Linked DNA regions of Homo sapiens: all the other regions are linked to region 3. The links are chromatin contacts, found by Hi-C or POLR2A ChIA-PET in ENCODE. All regions are on one chromosome and are shown on one strand. Each heading gives the region's core, a stretch centred on a gene start or an enhancer-like site at or near the end of the contact. The rest is flanking DNA. Distances are from core to core; before and after follow the strand shown. Region 1 holds the start of TMED1 (transmembrane p24 trafficking protein 1). Region 2 holds the start of CARM1 (coactivator associated arginine methyltransferase 1). Region 3 holds the start of FBXL12 (F-box and leucine rich repeat protein 12). Region 4 holds the start of SMARCA4 (SWI/SNF related BAF chromatin remodeling complex subunit ATPase 4).

Evidence for each region. Hi-C counts contacts between places; a loop is a spot of excess contacts on that map. ChIA-PET counts read pairs that join two places held with the same protein, here RNA polymerase II (POLR2A). Pooled maps may share reads with other maps.
Region 1: a map of B cell shows a loop between it and region 3 (19-fold over the local background). The contact joins the promoter of TMED1 here to the promoter of FBXL12 in region 3. A Hi-C loop is called at or near these places in 2 of 168 maps with a recorded cell type or tissue (B cell and naive thymus-derived CD4-positive, alpha-beta T cell) and 6 of 50 pooled maps. POLR2A ChIA-PET finds 5 or more read pairs at or near these places in 4 of 52 experiments (B cell, OCI-LY7, WTC11 and 1 more).
Region 2: a map of naive thymus-derived CD4-positive, alpha-beta T cell shows a loop between it and region 3 (29-fold over the local background). The contact joins the promoter of CARM1 here to the promoter of FBXL12 in region 3. A Hi-C loop is called at or near these places in 2 of 168 maps with a recorded cell type or tissue (both naive thymus-derived CD4-positive, alpha-beta T cell), 1 of 37 single-sample maps with no recorded cell type and 9 of 50 pooled maps. POLR2A ChIA-PET finds 5 or more read pairs at or near these places in 2 of 52 experiments (AG04449 and GM12878).
Region 4: a pooled map shows a loop between it and region 3 (14-fold over the local background). The contact joins the promoter of SMARCA4 here to the promoter of FBXL12 in region 3. A Hi-C loop is called at or near these places in 8 of 50 pooled maps. POLR2A ChIA-PET finds 5 or more read pairs at or near these places in 3 of 52 experiments (K562, activated CD4-positive, alpha-beta T cell and activated T-cell).

Annotation. Positions count from the first base shown.
Region 1 is chr19:10,833,933-10,838,725 of GRCh38, reverse strand. It overlaps TMED1 (transmembrane p24 trafficking protein 1), which reads left to right and starts at 2,514. Exons shown (of 4, transcript NM_006858.4): 1 at 2,514-2,717; 2 at 3,373-3,470; 3 at 3,609-3,792. The coding sequence starts at 2,535. It also overlaps a transcript of C19orf38 not described here. RefSeq lists enhancers at 2,240-2,339, 2,105-2,741, 3,379-4,016.
Region 2 is chr19:10,870,025-10,875,263 of GRCh38, reverse strand. It overlaps CARM1 (coactivator associated arginine methyltransferase 1), which reads right to left and starts at 3,711. Exons shown (of 16, transcript NM_199141.2): 1 at 3,342-3,711. The coding sequence starts at 3,561. RefSeq lists enhancers at 1-463, 464-964, 1,502-1,621, 2,262-2,441 and silencers at 3,182-3,391, 3,482-3,531, 3,662-4,451.
Region 3 is chr19:9,816,331-9,821,238 of GRCh38, reverse strand. FBXL12 (F-box and leucine rich repeat protein 12) reads left to right here and starts at 2,160. Exons shown (of 3, transcript NM_017703.3): 1 at 2,160-2,511; 2 at 2,622-2,694. The coding sequence starts at 2,426. LOC124900430 (small nucleolar RNA SNORA70) reads right to left here and starts at 1,285; the gene lies at 1,145-1,285. It also overlaps the pseudogene RPL10P15. RefSeq lists silencers at 1,599-1,748, 1,969-2,058, 2,509-2,668.
Region 4 is chr19:10,959,369-10,964,669 of GRCh38, reverse strand. SMARCA4 (SWI/SNF related BAF chromatin remodeling complex subunit ATPase 4) reads right to left here and starts at 3,640. Exons shown (of 35, transcript NM_003072.5): 1 at 3,496-3,640. RefSeq lists an enhancer at 626-755 and silencers at 3,273-3,332, 3,383-3,442, 3,493-3,912.

The DNA of each region.
Region 1 (4,793 bases), core at 1,265-3,764, 1.0 Mb before region 3:
TATGGACCAGCAACCCATTTTTCTGGGACTCCTCTCTGTAGCAGAGAGCTATACTCTCCGTTGCCTATTAAACGTTCGTTCTCAACCTCATTCTTTTGTGTGTCCTGGTCCTTGTTCTTCGTGGCTGTGAGACAACGACCCCGGGTGTTACTCAAGACAACGAGGCCGTTTCAGAATCACTGCTTAATGGGTACAGGGATCTTTACTGAGCCGATGAAAATGTTTTGGAACTACATAGAAGTCACTGCACAACACTGGAATGTACTAAATGCCACTGAATTGTTAATTTTAAAATGGTTATTTTTATTTTCTTTTTGACACGGAGTCCTGCTCTGTCGCCCAGGCTGGAGTGCAGTGGCATCATCTGGGCTCACTGCAAGCTCCGCTTCCCAGGTTCACACCATTCTCCTGCCTCAGCCTCCAGAGTAGCTGGGACTACAGGCACCCGCCACCACGCCTGGCTAATTTTTTGTATTTTTGGTAGAGACGGGGTTTCACTGTGTTAGCCAGGATAGTCTCGATCTCCTGACCTCATGATCCGCCTGCCTTGGCCTCCAAAAGTGTTGGGATTACAGGTGTAAGCCACCACACCCGGCCTTAAAATTGTTAATTTTATGCAATGTGAATTTTACTGTATTTAAAAAAATCAATTTTAGTAATCCCAACACTTTGGGAGGGTGAGGGAGCAGGCAGATGGCTTGAGCCCAGGAGTTTGAAACCAGCCTGGGCAACACAGGGAAACCTCATGTCTACAAAAAATTAGTTAGGCATGGAGGTGTACACCTGTAGTCCCAGCTACTCAGGAGGCTGAGGTGGGAGAATCACTTGAGCCCAGGAGGTAGAGATTGCAGTGAGCCATGATGGCGTCACTGCACCCCAGCCTGGGCAACAGAGCAAGACCCTGTCCTAAAAAAAATCCGGCCGGGTGCAGTGGCTCACGCCTACAATCCCAGCACTTTGGGAGGCCGAGGTGGATGGAACAGAAGGTCAGGATATCGAGACCATCCTGGCTAACATGGTGAAACCCCCTCTCTACTAAAAATACAAAAAATTAGCCAGGTGTGGTGGCACGTGCCTGTAGTCTCAGCTACTCGGAAGGCTGAGGCAGGAGGATCGCTGGAACCCCAGGAGACGGAGGTTGCAGTGAGTCGAGATCGCGCCACTGCACTCTAGCCTGGGCAACAGAGGGAGACTCTGTCTCAAAAAAAAAAAAAAAAAAAAAGGAAAAAAAAATTAAAAAAAAAAAGAAAAAAAAGAAAAGGAGTCACCCGTTCTCCACTGTTACTTCAAATTGTCCAAGCAGTGAGTGTAAATGATAGAAAAAGTTGGAGTGAAAAGGAATACCAAACTGATATTACAAAGAGCTACTTCCCCAAATTCTCCAAATGCAGGAAAGTGCTGACAACAGCCAGCTGTATTTGAGGGATCTTTGTCATCACCTGCCAACCTTTTCCGGGTTTATCTTTGAAGACTAAACATCTCCCTGTACACAGTTTATGTTTAGACGGGAACCAAATAACAGATTATTATTTACTGAGGGCCTGTGATGTCCCACGCACTGCGGAAGCAAGCACTCAACAAGCATTTCACGTATCCTAAAGACAGCCCAGTAGCGTAGGCCTATTATCCCCATTTTGCAGAAGAGGAAACTGAGGCTCAACAGAGGGAATGCCTCAAGTAATGGGTGGGGCAGGAGCTGAACCAGGCAACGTGGCTCCCAGTCCCACACTGTCCTTATCTCTTCCTACCTGGGCTGTCGTTTTTCTGACCCGAGGCTACTGTAATGGCTCTATTTACCTGCTGGCCCTTGAGTCTGAGACCCTTGGGGTGCATGGTGGGGCCACGCCCCTCCACTGTCTATAAGCCAGGAAAGCTGAGCACTCAATATGAACCAAGCCTCATCTCAATTCTCACAGCCGCACTACAGGGTGGTCGTTCCATCACTCCCGACTTACGAGGAAACTGATACGCTGATGCCTCTAAGGCGCAAAAGGCGTCGAACCTGGACCACGCTCACAGAGCAAGCAAAACACGACGCCACAGGTATCTCCGCCCCGCCCCAGCCCTTTTATAGGCGAGCCCTACGGGTCGCGTACAGGGCCACGCCTAGACGCTATTTTTGGGTCCACTCCACCACGTCGGTCCCGCCAAAGGTTGTCACGCGCGGCGCACTCTGGGAAAACCACGTGGAGGTGACTAAAAAGGACCCTGCCGCCTGTAACTTTAGTTGTCTTAGCTACTGCCTACAAAAGATGCGCCATCATGGCACTTATTTTTGTAATTTTCCTCCACCAGCGGCCGAGAAGAGAGCCGAAGCCTTTGAGAAAAATATTCCCAGACGGTTGAGTGTTTCTGGGCACATCAGGCATTCATTCGGGCCGCCTGCCCTCTAGTGGGGGGGTCCTTCACTCCTGGCACCTCTGGTTACGGACAACATACAGAAGCCACTGCCAATGAGCTCCGCCGAGTAGCACCGGGGCAGGGCTAGCGCTTAAAGGAGCCGCGACCCCTTTGCAGACCAGAGGGTGACCCGGATGATGGCGGCCGGCGCGGCCCTAGCCCTGGCCTTGTGGCTACTAATGCCACCAGTGGAGGTGGGAGGGGCGGGGCCCCCGCCAATCCAGGACGGTGAGTTCACGTTCCTGTTGCCGGCGGGGAGGAAGCAGTGTTTCTACCAGTCCGCGCCGGCCAACGCAAGCCTCGAGACCGAATACCAGGTAGAGGGTCGCGGGCTGGGCGGCCAGCAGAGTCAGGGAGAGGGGGCGTGGCCAAGCGGTCGAGGCGAGGCGCGCTTTAGGAGGAAGGGGGAGGAATCCGTGCTTGGGAGCGCGGGGGCGGAGCTAGAAAGAGATGGACAGATGGGGCGGGGACGGTGTGTGGGAGCGGAAGGGGAGGGAGTAATGAAGCAGGCGGGGCTAGAGTAAGAGATCCAGAGGGGGCGGGGCCATCGATAAGTATAGGGAGCCTCTGAGAGGACAGGACTCTGGCTGGTGGGCGTGGCGATAGTGCTGATAGGTCAACTGCGGGGGCGTTGCCCACACAGGCCTTTCTCGGGGGTTAGACTAAGGAAAAAGGCTGGGCCTATCCTCTTTCGGAGGCGGAGCCAACCAGGGGCGTGGTCAGGTAAACGTCCATTAAGTACTTTTGGTAGGTGCGTGGTCAGCTGAAAGTATGGACCCCAAGCTGTCATATCAATGAGGGTGGAGGCAAGGGGCGCAGCCACTGGGACAGGTTGGGGCGGGTGTGGGTGTGCCGCCGTTCAGGTAAGCCCTTGGTGGTCTGTATTGATCAGTGTTGGTTCAGCCGTAGCCCTCTTCGGCAGGCGCCCTTGGCCTACCGCTAGCCCTCCACCCGCTCTTACCTGCCCCCCAGGTGATCGGAGGTGCTGGACTGGACGTGGACTTCACGCTGGAGAGCCCTCAGGGCGTGCTGTTGGTCAGCGAGTCCCGCAAGGCTGATGGGGTACACACGTGAGTTCAGTCTTGATGCCTGCCTGGGTTCAGTTACAGCCCTGCCCTTCCCAGGCGGCCTCAGGTTACCGCCCTGACTGCCCCGCTGAGTCGGCTGGCTGGCCACCCTGGGTCATGTCTGTGTGTCTGTCTGCCCAGGGTGGAGCCAACGGAGGCCGGGGACTACAAGCTGTGCTTTGACAACTCCTTCAGCACCATCTCCGAGAAGCTGGTGTTCTTTGAACTGATCTTTGACAGCCTCCAGGATGACGAGGAGGTCGAAGGATGGGCAGAGGCTGTGGAGCCCGAGGAGATGCTGGATGTTAAAATGGAGGACATCAAGGTGTGTCCAGGCTGCGCTGGGGCCACTCCTTCCAGATCTCTAGGATTCACCTGGGGTGCCCCCCTTGGGCTGACCCAGCCTCCCCTCCGTAGTTGTGCCCTCCAACTGAATTATAGTAAGAGTAGCAGCTCTTAAAATAAGTAGTTCATTTCAGGCCGGGCACGGTGGCTCACGCCTGTAATCCCAGCACTTTGGGAGGCTGAGGCGGGTGGATCACCTGAGGTCAGGAGTTTTGAGACCAGCCTGGCCAACATGGTGAAACCCCGTCTCTACTAAAAATACAAAAATTAGCCGGGTGTGGTGGCGGGCGTCTGTAATCCCAGCTACTCAGGAGGCTGAGGCCAGAGAATGACTTGAACCCAGGAGGTGGAAGTTGAACCTGGGAGGCAGAGGTTGCAGTGAGCCGAGATCGCACCATTGCACTCCAGCCTGGGCAATAAGAGCAAAACTCCGTCTCAAAAAAAAAAAAAAAAAAAAAAGTAGTTCATTTCTAGGTATAAACCCTGGTGTAAAGGTTTAAGGAACTCATATCATAAATAACTCATACCGTAAATCTCCAAACCACCTTGTGAAGCAGACCCTGTGCTCAAGTCATCCCCATTTTACAGGTGGAGAAAGTGAGATACAAGATGGCTGAGCAACTCACGGCCACACAGACCAACTAGCAGAGTTGGTATTGAACCCATGCTGGTTTCAGCAACTATGCTCTTAACCACAAGCAAATATGTTCTGTACATTTATTAGTATTTTAATTAACTACTTATTTATTTATTTTCTAACAGATCTCTCTTGGTCACCCAGGCTGGATTGCAGTGGCACGATCTCAGCTCACTGCAACCTCTGCCTCCCAGGTTCAGCCAATTCTCCTGCCTCAGCCTCCTGAATAGCTGTGCCACCACGCCTGACTGACTAATTTTTGTATTTTTAGTAGAGACAGGGTTTCACCATGTTGGCCAGGCTGGTCTCGAACTCCTGACCTCAGGGGATCTGTCTGCCTTGGC
Region 2 (5,239 bases), core at 2,462-4,961, 1.1 Mb before region 3:
AAGCAACAGCTGGATCCACTGCAATCTGGAAGATGCAAGGATTTTCCTGTAGAACCTCTCCAGGGATTGTGGCCCTGCCAGTACCATGATTTCAGACTTCTGACCATGAACTGAGAGAGAATCCATTCCTGTTGTCTTAAACCAAAAATCTGTCATAATTTGTTATTGCAGCCATGGGAAATTAATACACCCAGCACTGATCACCTCCAACTCCAGAACCCATGCTTTTTTTTTTTTTTTCAGACAGGGTCTTGCTCTGTCACCCAGGCTGACATGCAGTGGTGCAATCTCAGCTCACTGTAACCTCTGCTTCCCTGGTTCAAGCGATCCTCCCACCTCATCCTCCGGAGTAGCTGGGACTACAGTCGCAGGTACCACCACACCTGGCTAATTTTTGCATTTTTAGCAGAGACGAGATTTTGCCATGTTGGCCAAGCTGGTCTCAACCTCCTGACCTCAAGTGATTCGCCTGCCTCAACCTCTCAAAGTGCTGGGATTACAGGTGTGAGCCACCACGCCTGGCCAAGAACCCATGTTTTTTATCTCCATATCAATGTTACTTAAGGATAAAGAGGGCGGTGCGGTGGCTCATGCCTGTAATTCCAGGACTGTGGGAGGCCAAGGAGGGAGGATCACTTGAGCCCAGGAGTTTGAGACCAGCCTGGCCAACACAGTGAAAACCCTTTCTCTACAAAAAATATGAAAGATTAGCTGGGTGTGGCACATGCCTGTGGTCCCAGCTACTAGGGAGGCTGAGGTATGAGGATCACTTTAGCCATGGAAGGCTGCAGTGAGCTGAGACTGAGACTGTACCACTGCACTCCAGTCTGAGCAACAGAGTGAGGCCCTGTCTGAAAAAATAAAAAATAAAAATAAAAAAAATAAAAAAGAAAGAAAAAAAACAAAAAAGTGTAAAAAAAAATTATTTCAGAACCCTAAGGATATATCATCTGGGAATCTGGGACTGAGGCTCTCTGAGGAATGTGGACTTTCTCCTTTTTATGAATGTTTCCGGTCAGGTGGGGTGGCTCACACCTGTAATCCCAGCATTCTGGGAGGCAGGAAGATCACTTGAGCTCAGAAGTTGGAGACCAGCCTGGGCAACACAGTGACATAGTGAAACCTTGTCTCTAATAATAAAAAATGTTTCAGTTACCAATTACCTCTCAAAGAGAAGTGCTGTCTTAATAACAAGTAATACTTTCAAGAGTATCAACAAAACAAAAACAAAAACACAAATACAAACACAAAATGTTACTCCAGGAATAAGATGGTAGGAACATCTCACTATGTTGCCAATACATCTATAAGACTAAAATTGTTCTGGCCGGGCGGGGTGGCTCATGCCTGTAATCCCAGCACTTTGGGAGGCCAAGGCGGGTGGATCACGAGGTCAGGAGATCAAGACCATCCTGGCTAACATGGTGAAACCCCGTCTCTACTAAAAACACAAAAAATTAGCCGGGCATGGCGGCAGGCGCCTGTAGTCCCAGCTACTCGGGAGGCTGAGGCAGGAGAATGGCGTGAACCCAGGTGGCAGAGCTTGCAGTGAGCCGAGATTGAGCCACTGCACTTCAGCCTGGGGGACCGAGCAAGACTCTGTCTCAAAAAAAAAAAAAAAAAAAAAAAAAAAAAAAAACTAAACTAAAATTGTTCTAAAAAAAATTTTTTTTTTGAGATGGAGTCTCACTCTGTCTCCCCGGCTGGAGTGCAATGGCACGATCTCAGCTCATTGCAACCTCTGCCTCCCAGGTTCAAGTGATTCTCCTGCCTCTGCCTCCCGAGTAGCTGGGACAGGCACATGTCACCACACCCCGCTGTTTTGTATTTTTAGTAGAGACGGGGTTTCACCATGTTGGCCAGGCTGGTCTCGAACTCCTGACCTCAAGTGATCCTCCCAAAGTGCTTAGCCTCCCAAAGTGCTGAGCTACCCCGCCTGGTCCTAAAAAAATTTTTTAAAGGTTTACTTAAAAATGATAGCCAACTCTCCTGGAACTCCTTTGAGGATAAGCCCTGGGACCCTAGTTTTGGAAACGCTGCCCCGCTTTGTTCTGTTCAGGACAAAGTTGGCTACCAATGCTTGCCCAGTGAATAGGTTTTGCTTATGATCTGGGGTTCTGTTGAGCTGAGTGTCTGCCTTGAACTCTGAAACCCCCGCTGAAATACCCTCCTTCCCCTCTCATCTGGTCCAAGAAGACCCAGGCTCTGCACCAGCAAAAAGAGACGGCACCCTCGGACAGCAGACACAACTCCTTTAGTCCACGTTTTCAAAGTCGAGGTGCAGGGAAAACCCAGTGTGAACGGACTGCTCCTCGGGCTTTCCTTTAATCGGGCCGTTTCCAAAGTGGCAAAAAATTCACACAGGACCCAAGCTAGCTAGAGGCCTCCTGAGGGGTTCCCCAGGGCATCAGTGCAAGAAGCCCTGAAAGACAAAGCCAAATGACACAGAGTAGCAAAATGTGAACAAGGAATCAAAGAGAAGAGATAAGAAGGAGTAACAAGAAGAAGAATGAACTACAAAGACTGGGAGCGGGGGTGGGGGGTGCTGGCAAACGCATTTGTGATTTTCTTTTCCCCCCAGTGAAATGTCAGTTTTGAAAGCAGCTTCGGAAAATGTAACCAGCTTCTCACATCCCCCAAAAGAAGATGGGAGGAGGCTGTTAGCTCTTACTTCGAAGCCCGGCATCAGGAAGGGGCCCGTCCCGTCCACGTTTCCACGAGGAGCTCACCCTGCGGCTCCCACCGTCCCCGCATGGGCCCTCTCCCCAGATCCTGAAGTTTCCCATTCGGGGGTCCTGAACGCCACACCTCGCACAGCGGTGGAACTCGGTACTCGCGGGCGCCCCAGACCAGCAAACACTTTCCAACCGTCCTGAGCTATCCAGGGGGTCCCCAGAGGGATCCCGGGCCGCCCACGCCCCACCCTCCTCCCTGCAGAGGCGGCCACGCCCGCCCCCGAGACGCCCACCTCTCCCGCACCCCGGACCTCCCTCCCCCACGCTTAAGCCCACCACGCCTGGCGTCCTCCAAATTCCCCTTCCACTCAGAGCCCCCCACTTCCTGCTCACCCACCCCTCCCAAATCTCAGGCCCTTCACTCCCCATTTCGCGCTCCCTTGCTCACTCTGGGCACCTTGCCCCTCCGGCCACCACGCACGCCCTCTTTTCTCTGTCTGTCCCCTGGCACCGGCCCTCCACGGTCGCTCCCTGCAGGCCACCGGCTCAGTCCCGGGGACCCCACGCCAGGCCCCCGCGCTCAGGGCCCCTCCCCGCCGGCCCCCGCCCCGGGCCGGCCTCGTGAGCAGCCCCGGCCCTGCGCCTGCCCCGGGGCCCCGTACTCACGGCTGTAGAGGGCGATGCCCGCCGAGTCCGGGCCGGCGCGCACCTCGAGGCGCAGCGCCTGCTGCTCCGCGTGCCGCTGGATCTCGCCGTTCGCGTCGCCGATGGTGAGGAGGCGGGCGCCGGGGAACACCGACACGGTAGCGCAGGGCCCCGCGCCGCCCGGGACCGCCGACCCCGCGCCGCCCGCGCCCGGCCCCACCGCCGCCGCCGCCGCTGCCATCTTAGATCCGGCTCCAGGCCCCGCCGCCGCCGCCGCTGCGCCCGGGCCCAGGCCGCCGCCGCTGCCGCCGCCGCCGCCGCCGCCGCCGCCGCCGCCGCCGCCGCCGCCGCCGCTGCCGCTACCGCCGCCGCAGCCGCCGTGCAGGCCGAGGCCGAGCCGGGCAGCGCCGCCTGCCGGCCACGCGCCGCCTCGCCGCCGCCGCCGCCACCGTCGCCGCGGCCCGGCCCCGTGGCGCAGCGCCCTCTGCCGGCCGTCCTGGGCGCGGGGAGCTAGCGAGCGAACGAGAGGGCACCCCGTGGGGCGGGACCGGCTACGCCCCGCCCCGCGAGAACGGTCGCCGCTTTGTGAGGTGGCTCCACCGCCCGGGAACTGCGGGGCGGGAGGGTACGTCGGGGGCGGTGCTCGGGCGCGCGGGCACGCCCCTCGGAGGCCTGGGCCCCGCCCCCAGGCCGGCGCCTCATTAACGGCTGCTTTCGAGTGAGGCGGTGCGGGGACGGCGGGGGCGGTGCTCGGCCGCGTGGACACGCCCTGTACCCCGCCCCACACAAGCAGCCGCGCGTCGTGATGCGGCTTCCCTGCCCCGACCTGGACACGCCCCTGAGACTGGGCCCCACCCCCCCGGGCCCGCCCGGCTTTGTGAGGCAGCCCTCAGGGAGGCGTGGCCCAGCCGCGACGAGGCCCCGCCCCCGTGCCTGCCCGCGCCCTCCCACCCGGACTCGCTTTGTCAGCCGCCCCGCTCTGGGGAATGGGCGGGGGAAAGGGCGTGGCCAGCGCCCGGGCCTCGCCCCCAACCCTTCCCCCCACCGCCCCCGCACCGACGATTTCCGATGAGCCCTGGCCTCCAGGAGCAACCTGAGCCCGGTTGAAAGGACCCCTCCCCGACATTCGACCGCTCCTCCTCCCTTCCCCATCATCTCTGCCCACATTGCCTTCTTAATCCTTAATGTTTGACTGTCTCCTTTCGCACAAGATATCCTTTGACCCCCTCCTCTCTCAGCCCCTCCTCCAACGATGCTGAGTCCAGCCTGGCCCGGCGCAGGGCCCCTCTCCCGCCACACAAACCCGTCTTCTCTCTGCATCCCCCTTCATTTTGGGTGGCCCCATCTCTTTTGGGCGACCCAGTGAGCTTGGGCCACTTCCTAGCACTCCAGCTTTAACTCTTCCCTAGACCTCATTTACGCCTCATTCCTTTTTTTTTTTTTTTTTTTTCTTTGAGACGGAGTCTCGCTCTGTCTCCCAGGCTGGAGTGCAATGGCTCGATCTCAGCTCACCGCAACCTCCGCCTCCCGGGTTCAAGTGATTCTCCTGCCTCAGCCTCCCGAGTAGCTGGGACTACAGGCATGCTCTACCACGCCCAGCTAATTTTTTATTTTTAGTAGAGACGAGGTTTCACCATGTTGGTCAGGCTGGTCTTGAACTCCTGACTTCAGGTGATCCGCCCGCCTCGGCATCCCAAAGTGCTGGGCCTACAGGCATGAGCCACCGCGCCCGGCCCCTTTTGTTTTTTGAGACAGGGTCTCACTGTGTTGCCCAGGCTAGAGTGCAGTGGTGCCATCATAGCTTACTGCAGCCTCAACCTCCTGGGCTCAAGCAACCCCCTGCCTCGGCCTCCCAAAGTGCTGGGATTATAGGTGTGAGCCACTGCGAGGGGCCCTCATTCTCCTTCATGTCCCTCACC
Region 3 (4,908 bases), core at 911-3,410:
AGTTTGAGACCAGCCTGGCCAATATAGTGAAACCTGATCTCTACTAAAAACATAAAAATTAGCCGGACATGGTGGCGGGCGCCTGTAGTCCCAGCTACTCGGGAGGCTGAGGCAGGAGAATCACTTGAACCTGGGAGGCGGAGGTTGCAGTGAGCCGAGATTGTGCCACTGCACTCCAGCCTGGGTGATGCAGCAAGACTTCATCTCAAAAAACAAAACAAAAATTAGCCGGGCGTGTTGGCATGTGCCTACAGTCCCAGCTACTCGGGAGACTGAGGTGGAAGGATCGGATCACTTGAGCCCCAGAGGTTAAGGCTGCAGTGAGCTATAATTTCGCCACTGCACTCCAGACTGGGTGACAGAGAGAGACCCTGTCCCAAATTTAAAAAAAAAAAAAGATAATGAAATCATGTCCTTTGCAGTAACATGATTTTTTTTTTTTTTTGAGATGGAGTCTCGCACCCGTCGCACAGGCTGGAGTGCAGTGGCGCGATCTGGGCTCACTGCAACCTCCACAATCTCTTTCATATTCTTTTTTTTTTTTTTTGAGACGGAGTTTCGCTCTGTCACTCAGGCTGGAGTGTGGTGGCGCGATCTCAGGTCACTGCAATCTCCGCCTCCTGGCTTCAGGAGGCGTGCGTGTGTGTGTGTGTGTGTATATATATATATATATATATATACACACACACACACACACACACACACACACATTTTTTTTTTTGGACAGGAAGTAGAATTTATTGGTGAGTATTAATAGGGGGGGCAGCACATTGGAAGCCCTCATGAGTGCAGGGCCAGCCACTTGTCCAGAGGGCCACGATTGGGGATGTACTTGACCCCACAGCCATCTGGGATGAGCCGCTTCTCAGCCACCATGTCTTCAAATTCATCAGCATTGAACTTGGTGAAGCCCCACTTCTTTGAGATGTAGATCTTCTGGCGGCCAGGAAACTTGAACTTGGCCCTGCGCAAGGCCTCAATCGCATGCTCCTTGTTCTGCAGCTTGGTGCGGATGGACATGATAACTTGGCCAATGTCAACCCTGGCCACAGTGCCCTGGGGCTTTCCAAAGGCACCTCACATGCCTGTTTGGAGCCTACATTGTGGTAGTGCAAGGTTAGAAACATGAACATCCATCGGAAAGGCCTGTCTCCAAGGTCCCTTAGAGCAACCCATACAACCAACAGGCTGCGTACACTACCAAGGAAGCTGCTGTGTGCAGCCATTGCACACACACATTTTTATAGTTTCTTGGTGGACTTGCCAATTCAGAAAATATCTGTAGTATCAATGAAAGTGAAAAATTCAACAGGTCCTTTGGCCACGATATTCCAGTAATACAAATTTATCCTTGTGCATAGACATCAAGAAGCATCATTAAGTAAAAAAATAGAGTTCTCTGACTCTCTACCAAGCCATTCGCTCGGGGCCAGACCCACAGGCCTCGCCCCGCCTCAACCACGCCTTCATGGCGTAGTCTTCTCCCTGTCTCCGTCCCCCGCTCCCCACCTTCCGAGCGTCTCCATCGCTCCCCAGCCACGCCCTTGGCGCCTGGTCCTGCTGCAGCCTGGTTTCCGTCCAGACCACGACCTCTCGGCTAGGTCCTCGTCGTCAACCCCGCCCCCAAGGTCTCGCCCCGCCCCAGCCCCGCCTTCCAGCGGTTGTCCGAGCCTCTACCCGCCCTAGCCACGCCTCCAAGGCGTGGTTCTCGTCTGCAGCCCCACCTAGGCCTCGCCCCGCTCCAGCCGCGCCTTCCGGGCTTGATCCTCGCCCCACCCCAGCCACGCCTTCTGGACTTGGTCCTCGTCTCTAGCCCCGCCCCCTAGCCGCGCCCCAGCCCCGCCTTCTGGACTTGGTTCCGTTCTCTGGCTCCGCCCCTGAGCCTCGCCCAACTCCAGCGACGCCTTCCGGGCTTGGGCCTCGCCTCTAGCCCCGTCCCCGGGTCTCGCCCCTCCCCAGCCACGCCTTCCGGACTTGGTCCCCGTCTCTAGCCCCGCCTCCGATCCTCGCCCCACCCCAGCCACGCCTTCCGGACTTGGTCCTGGTCTCTAGCCCCGCCTCCGATCCTCACCCCACCCCGGCCACGCCTTCCGGACTTGGTCCTCGTCTCTAGCCCCGCCTCCGAGCTTCGCCTCACTCCAGCCCCGCCTTCTGGACTTGGTCTTAGTTCCCAGTCGCGGCCAAATCACGCCTCAGCCACCTCCCGCAAGCCTCTCACTGCCTCAGCCACGCTTTCCAGGCTGGTTTCTGGTCCCCATCCGCGGCTGGTCCGGCCCTGGGACCGAATCACTTCCCAGCGAGAGGAAGGTCAAATTTCTCGACCGGCTACGGGAAGGTCGCGGCCGCCGCCCTGTCAGCCGCCTCGGCGCCCCCAGGACCCCTCGGGTCTCTTTAACCGGAAGCGGAAGTGCGTGTCGGCGGGATCATGGCGACTTTGGTCGAACTGCCGGACTCGGTCCTGCTCGAGATCTTCTCTTACCTCCCGGTACGGGACCGGATCCGCATCTCCAGGTGCGGCCCCGCCTCCGGGGGGAAGGGCAGGGCGGAGGGCGCAGCTGGCACCTGGAGATGCGATGTGGCCCGGGGCTGGGGTCGTTCTAACCGCGCGTCCCCTCCCCCAGGGTCTGTCACCGCTGGAAGAGGCTGGTGGACGACCGGTGGCTGTGGCGACATGTCGACCTGACGCTCTACACGGTACGCGCAGCTGGCCGGGCGGGCCTGGGCCGCGGTCGCGGTGCCCGGACCCCGAAGACCACCTCTCCCACCCTGGGACTGTGTGTCGGGGCCCGGGCTGGGGATTTAGAGCCAGGCGATCCGGGGCCTATCTCGGCATCATCGCTTACCAGCTCCTCTTCGACCTCAGGGCCTCAATTTCCTCATCCCTGCAATGGGGATAAAGGACAGTACCTGCCTCACGGGGCTATTATGGGACTTCACTGAGATCACGCAGGGAAAGGGCTTAGAACAGTCTGGCACATATTTATCATTCGATAAATGCTAATTTATGACTATGTTATCAAGTTTTTGTTTTGTTTTTGAGACAGAGTCTCGCTCTGCTGCTCAGGCTGGAGTGCAGTGGTGCGATTGCAGCCTCGACCTCCCAAGCTCAAGCGATCCTCTCGCATCAGCCTCCTGAGTAGCTGGAACCACGGGCGCTCGCCACTACACCTGCTAATTTTTTATTTTTTGTAGAGACGGAGTCTCACTATGCTGCCCAGGCTGGTCTCGAACTCCTGGGCTCAAGTGATTCTCCCGACTTAGCCTCCCAAAGTGTTCAGATTACAGGCATGAGCCACAGCAACTGGCTCAAAACATTTATAGATATATTTGTTGCCCTTTTTGAAACTGTCTTCATAGATAATTGCTATTATAAAGTGAATTTGCACCCTTCCTTTTACGTTACTTCATATGTGTGTGTCCAAAAACAATTATAGTGTTAGTAATGTATTTCTGAACTTCGGGTAATGCTGTTCTACTATTTAGATAGTGTTCTACTTTTAAACAATTTTACTGTATATATCCATCTGTAACTCCCTTTAATACAGTTGCTTTTGAAGTTCTTTTTTTAAGGACAGAGTCTTGCTATGTTGCCCAGGATGGTCTCGAACTCCTGGACTGAAGCTGTCCCCCAACCTCAGTCTCCCAAAGTGCTGGGATTACAGGTGTGAGCCACAGTGTCTGGCCTGATAATATGAAACTTTTTCTCAGTTGTTGAAACTTAGTTGTTGGTTTTGCGAGGAAAAGTTGATTCGTCCATTGGTTTTGTGTGCATTTAAAATTTTACCAACTTTAACTGCTACCCTTGTGAGTTACCATTCGGTGGCCACTATTTCTAGTCAATTTCTGCTGACCCACACGGGTCTAAATTTGGCAAGGAAGATTTGATTCCTCTGTCAAAAGTAGCCCATAACATTTATGCTCTGCAGTTTATCTTTTTCTAATTTATTTTTTTGAGATGGATCTCACTCTGTCACCCAGGCAGTGGCAAAATCATAACATACTGCAACCTCCATCTCCTGGGCTCAAGCCATCTTCCTGCCTCAGCCGCCTGAGAAGATTCATTAAAACATGTTTCTTTCTCTCTTGGTTCATGATATGGTTTGGCTGTGTCCCCACCCAAATCTCAACTTGAATTCTATCTCCCAGAATTCCCACGTGTTGTGGGAGGGACCCGGGGAAAGTAATTGAATCATGGGGCCAGTCTTTCCCATGCTATTCTTGTGATAGTGAATAAGTCTCACAAGATCTGATGGGTTTATCAGGGGTTTCCTTTTTTGCTTCTTTCTCATTTTCTTTTGCCATCAACATGTTAAGAAGCGCCTTTCACCTCCCGCCATGATTTTGAGGCCTCCCCAGCCATGTGGAACTTAAGTTCAATTAAACCTCTTTTTCTTCCCAGTCTCAGGTATGTCTTTAGCAGCAGTGTGAAAACAGACTAATACTGTAAATTGGTAGCGGTAAGTGGGGCGTTGCTGAAAAGATACCCAAAAATGTAGAAGCATCTTTGGAACTGGGTAACAGTCAGAGGTTGGAACAGTATGGGGGGCTCAAAAGAAGACAGGAAAATGTGGGAAAGTTTGGAACTTCCTAGAGACTTGTTGAGTGACTTTGCCCAAAATGCTGATAGTGGTATGATCAATAAGGTCCAGGCTGAGGTGGTCTCAGATGGAGATGAGAAACTTGTTGGGAACTGGAGTAAAGGTGACTCTTGTTATGTTTTAGCAGAGAGACTGATGGCATTTTGCCCCTGCCCTAGAGATTTGTGGAACTTTGAACTTGAGAAAGATGTTTTAGGGTATCTAGTGGAAGAAATTTCTAAGTGGCAAAGCATTCAAGAGGTGACTTGGGTACTGTTAAAGGTATTCAGTTTTATAGGGGAAGCAGAGCAGAAAAGTTTGGAAAATTTGT
Region 4 (5,301 bases), core at 2,391-4,890, 1.1 Mb before region 3:
CTCCAGCCTGGGCGACAGAATGACTCTGTCTCATAAGAAAAAAAAAAAAAGAGGCCGGGCGCGGTGGCTCATACTTGTAATCCCAGTACTTTGGGAGGCCAAGGGCCAAGGTGGGTGGATCAGTTGAGGTCAGGAGTTCAAGACCAGCTTGGCCAACATGATGAAATCCCATCTCTACTAAAAATACAAAACTTAGCCAGGTGTGGTGGTGCACACCTGTGATCCCAGCTACTCAGGAGGCTGAGTCAGAAGAATCGCTTGAACCCGGGAGGCAGAGGTTGCAGTGAGACGAGATCGTGCCATTGCACTCCAGCCTGGGCAACAAGAGTAAGATTCCGTCTCAAAAAAAAAAGAAAGAAAGAAAGAAAGTTCCACCAGACATCTGCCCAAAACCCTAGTCCCTCCCATGCTCCCACCTCCCACAAACAGCCAAAACATGGAATGGTCTAAGGTTATCTCCTGGTGTTTTGAGGGTTCCCAAGGAGAAGCAAAGGTACACAAATAAATTGTAAATAAATACACATATGTTGGAATGCTCCTCACTGACAAGAAGTTTAGAGACCACTGCACTGCCCTATATCACAATTCTGATGACATCACCTCCCCTGCTCAAAAGCCTGCACGATCAACATTTACGTCTCCTAAAGGGCTGGACACAAAATGATTTTAGGTGGCCCATGCAAAACCATTTATTACTTTCCTAACTATGCATGAATTAATTTTTATTCCTTTTTTTAGACAGGGTCTCGCTTCGTCACCCAGGCTGGAGTGCAGTGGCTCAATCATGGTCCACTGCAGCCTGTACCTCCTGCCCCAGCCTCTCAAGGAGCTTGGGACTACAGGGGCATTGCACTCCAGCCCGGATGACAGAGCGAGACTCCGTCTCAAAAAAAAAAAAAAAATCAAGTGTTCACTACGCATCAGGTGCAGCAGTGTGTTAGCGGCTTCCCATGTGACCTCATTCAACCCTCACAAGAAGCCTGTGAAGTTTCGGGCATCCTCGTCCTACCTGTTTCACAAGTGGGGGGCCCTACTGCTAAGCGCCTCGCTTGAGGTTAAGCTACGATTTAGAGAGCTGGGTGTGAATTCAGGAGGTCTGATTCCAGAATGAGTACTCCTTACCACCACCCCACGCTAACCACCACCCCACACTTTGTAGGGGAGATGAGGACAACTGAGGTTCAGGAAACAATGGCTTGGAAAGTGCAAAAACTGTTCAAACAACTAACCTGTATCCCTTACAATCCACCCCCAGTCCTGCACCAAGCTTTCTTTTTCTTTTTTTTTTTTTTTTTTTTTGAGACAGTCTTACTCTGGTGCACAGGCTGGAATGCAGGGGCACAAGAATGGCTCACTGCAGCCTCCACCTCTCTGGCTCAAGCAGTCCTCCTACCTCAGCCTCCTGAGTAGTTGGGACCACCGGTGCATGCCACCACACTCGGCTAATTTTTGTATTTTTTGTAGAGATGAGGTCTCACTATGTTGCCCAGGTTAGTCTCAAACTCCCGGGTTCAAGCAATTTTCCCGCCTCAGCCTCCCCAAGTGCTGGGATTTCAGGTATGAGCCACTGCACCTGGCCCTGCACCAAGCCTTTTACACAGATGGTCACGCGATCTTCCACAGGACCCCCTCATTCAATCCACATAAGTTCGCTAAAGACCTACTATGTGTCAGGCCCAGGGTACTGTGGGGCCAGCCAGGCAGACACAACCCCAGCTCTCACGGTGCTGGGGGTGACAGCTACACCGGAAAGGACCAAGTTGATGTATGAATGTAGCTGAGGGGAACAATGGCTAGTCCGAGGTGGCCAGGGAAAGTCAAAATACAATCCTGGCGCAGTGGCTCACACATGTAGTCCTAGCACTTTGGGAGGCCGAGGTGGGTGGATCACCTTAAGTCAGGAGTTTGAGACCAGCCTGGCCAACATGGTAAAACCCCATATCTACTAAAAATACAAAAATTAGCCAGGCGTGGTGGCGGGCGCCTGTAGTCCCAGCTACTCAGGAGGCTGAGGCAGGAGAATCGCTTGAACCCAGGAGGCGGAGGTTACAGTGAGCGGAGATTGGGACTCTGAACTCCAGCCTGGGCGACAGGCAAGACTCTGCCTCAAAAACAAAATACAATCCTACACACCCTCCCTGATTTTGAGGCCCCCTCTTCCAAGCAGCCCCCGTGATCTCTGGCTACCACCGATCCCCTGCCTGTCCGCTGTGTCCCTCTCACAGTGCAGGTTCAGAGCAATAAACGATAGGCCAAGAGAGTTTGTTCCCACATTTACCACCCGCTCCCCTCCAAGACTGCAGAGGCTCCAGGATCCAACCCCCGACCATCCAACACTTAGTAGGGCCTCAAGAAGTTATCTGCTGAACAATGAGGGAGATTGGACCAGACAATTACAATAGTGCTTCCCGCTTGCGAGGAACCATTTTACAGGCTTTCACCAATTCCATTTGGGAGATTACCCCCTTTCACAAAGGAGCTTTCACAAAGGAGGAAAACTAAGAGGTTCAGAGAGGTTAAGCCACTTCCCTAAAGTGACAGTGTGCTAAGTGACTGACAGCACCAGGAATCAAGCTTGAATGCAGCCTATCAATCCAAACTGAAAACTTGCTTCAAATTCCTGCGAAGCGGCTTTTCCGCTTATTCCCTTGCTACTTTCCCCAAGGAGTCACTGACCAAAAAAAAAAAAAAAAAAAATCAAGACTGGTATCTTCAAGATCGGGACAAAACACTCGCCCAAAAGGTCCACGTTGAAAATAAAAGCCTTAATCTGAAAAACCAATTGGGAAGGAGAAAAAAGGATGCAAAAGAAAAGCAATGCTTTTACACAGCAAAGGATTTCCTCCGTGCTCCCCTACTTGCCGCCGACCCCATCCCCAACCCCAATTCGGGCAAACATTTTGAAGTCACTAACTGCAAGGCATCGGGGGAGTCCTTTACCTTTCCTTGAAAATCTGGAATGACACGTTTTTAAGACAATTTGAGGTCGGCTAGCCCAAGGGGACCGCTAATGCCCGTGTCCGGCCGACGCCGGACATATCTGGAGGTTTGGCTGAGCCCCGATCGCAGCTTCGCCAAAAACGCAACATTCGGGTCGGACCCGTTACCACGCAGCCAGAAAAGCCCCAACGCCTGCCTATTGTTGCAGCCGCTGTAATTGGGAGGGCGACTGTAGGGGTGCCGGGCGAGGGGGGCGAGCTTTGTCCGGCGACCCCGGCGAGAGCGCGCGCGGAGAGGATCGCGCGGCCTCCACGCGGCCCGGGCCCCCCACCCACCCCGCCGCTCCGCGGGGGCCGCCGCTGCCACGGCCTCGCGACACTGTGGCCTTCCCCACGCGCGCGGCTGCCGGCTGGGCTTCTTGACCCTCGGGCGCCGCCGTACCCCGGCCCCGCACAGGGCGCGCCGGCAGCCCCCTCCCCCCTCGGCGCCCCGGCTCCATTCAAACCGCCCTCCCCGGCCCCGCGCCGCGCTGCCCCCGCGGCCCGCGTTCCTTACCAGGAGCCGCCGGCGCCGTCGACTTCCCGGCGCCTCCCCCGCCCCTCCGCGCGGGGCCGGGGGCAGAATGGGCGTCTCGCTTCTCTTCACGAAACAAAGAAGCCGCCGCCGCCGCCAAACGAGGGGAAGCCTCGCGCGCGCGCCCGCCCGCCTCGGCCACCGCCCCCCCTTCACACACACGCGCGCCACCCGCGCCCCCGCTGCGCGCGCGCTCGCCGGCTCCCCTCCCCCTCAGCACCGCGGCGGCCTCTCCAGCTTCCGCCGCCTGCCCGGCCTCGTGCGCGCGCCAGCCCGCCCTTCCGCTCCCGGCGCGCGTGCGCGCCCGTCCCTGGGCGGACGGGGGTGGGCGTGGCCCGGAGGAAGCACGCGCGTCCGATGCACCGCCCCACTCGGGCCGCGATGGCCCCGCGCCTGCGCACGCTTCGCCTTCTGCACGCCTCGCGTCTTGACGCCCCGGAGCATGCGCAGAGCGGACGCCACTGCGGCGGCGGTGGCGGCGGCCGCGGTGACGATGGGGCAACTGGAGAATGGGATCCCGGTGGCCGTGGGGTCCGTGGGGAAAGGAGGTCCCTGAGGCTCGGAAATAGGAACCCTGGACCGTAGGACGGGCCGCCTGGACCAAGACCGGGCAGTGGTTTCCCGCGGGCCAAGGGCGCGCCTGGGAACCGCTTTGATCCCTGACCTGGGGCGGCGAGGCCTATTTGGGGAGGCAAGGCGGGGCCCGACCGTGGCCGCCTTCTCTGCAAAACTTCCCAAGTGCCATTAATTAGCTTAGCAAATATTTATTGATCTGCTACTGTGTCCCAGCCGCCGTGGAGCCCTCGGTCTAGTGGGGAAGGAGGACAAGAAGCAAGATTAATAAGCAAAATAGTGCAGTATGAGAGGCCGGACTTGGTGGCTCACGCCTGTAATCCAGCACTTTGGGAGGCCGAGGCGGCCGGATCACCTGAGGTCGGGAGTTAGAAACGAGCCTGACCACCATGGTGAAACCCGTCTCTATTAAAAATACAAAAATTAGCCGGGCGCGGTAGCTCATGCCTGTAATCCCAGCACTTAGGGAGGCCTAGGCTGGTGGATCATGAGGTCAGGAGATGAGACTATCCTGGCTAACACGGTGAAACCCCGTCTTTACTAAAAATACAAAAAATTAGCCGGGCGTGGTGGCACACGCCTGTAGTCACAGCTACTCGGGAGGCTGAGGCAGGAGAATCGCTTGAGCCCAGGAGGTGGAGATTGTAGTGAGCCGAGATCGTACTATTGCACTCCAGCCTGGGCAACAAGAGTGAAATTCCGTCTCAAAAAAAATAAATAGTACAGTGTGAGGTGAACACTGGGAGGATCATGGACATTTTAAATAGGGCAGCCACGGAAGTCGTCGTTGCAAAGAACACGTTTGAATGCATACAGGCTGGTGGTGAAAGAGAGAAACCTTCCTCCGAGAGTGAAGGCCCTGAGCCTCTTGGCCTCTTCTGTGTGTTTTCTTTTTTGTGTGTTTGTTTGTTTGTTTGTTTGTTTGTTTGTTTGTTTTGAGACGGAGTCTTACTCCATTGCCCAGGCTGGAGTGAGGTGGCACGATCTCAGCTCACTGCAACTTCTGCCTCCCAGATTCAAGCGATTCTCCTGCCTCAGCCTCCCGAGTAACTGGGACTACAGGCGTCCGCCACCACGCCCGGCTAATTTTTGTATTTTTAGTTGAGACAGAGTTTCACCATGTTGGCCAGGCTGGTTTTTAACTCCTGACCTCAAGTGATCCGCCCACCTCAGCCTCCCAAAGTGTTGGGATTACAGGCGTGAGCCACCTCACCT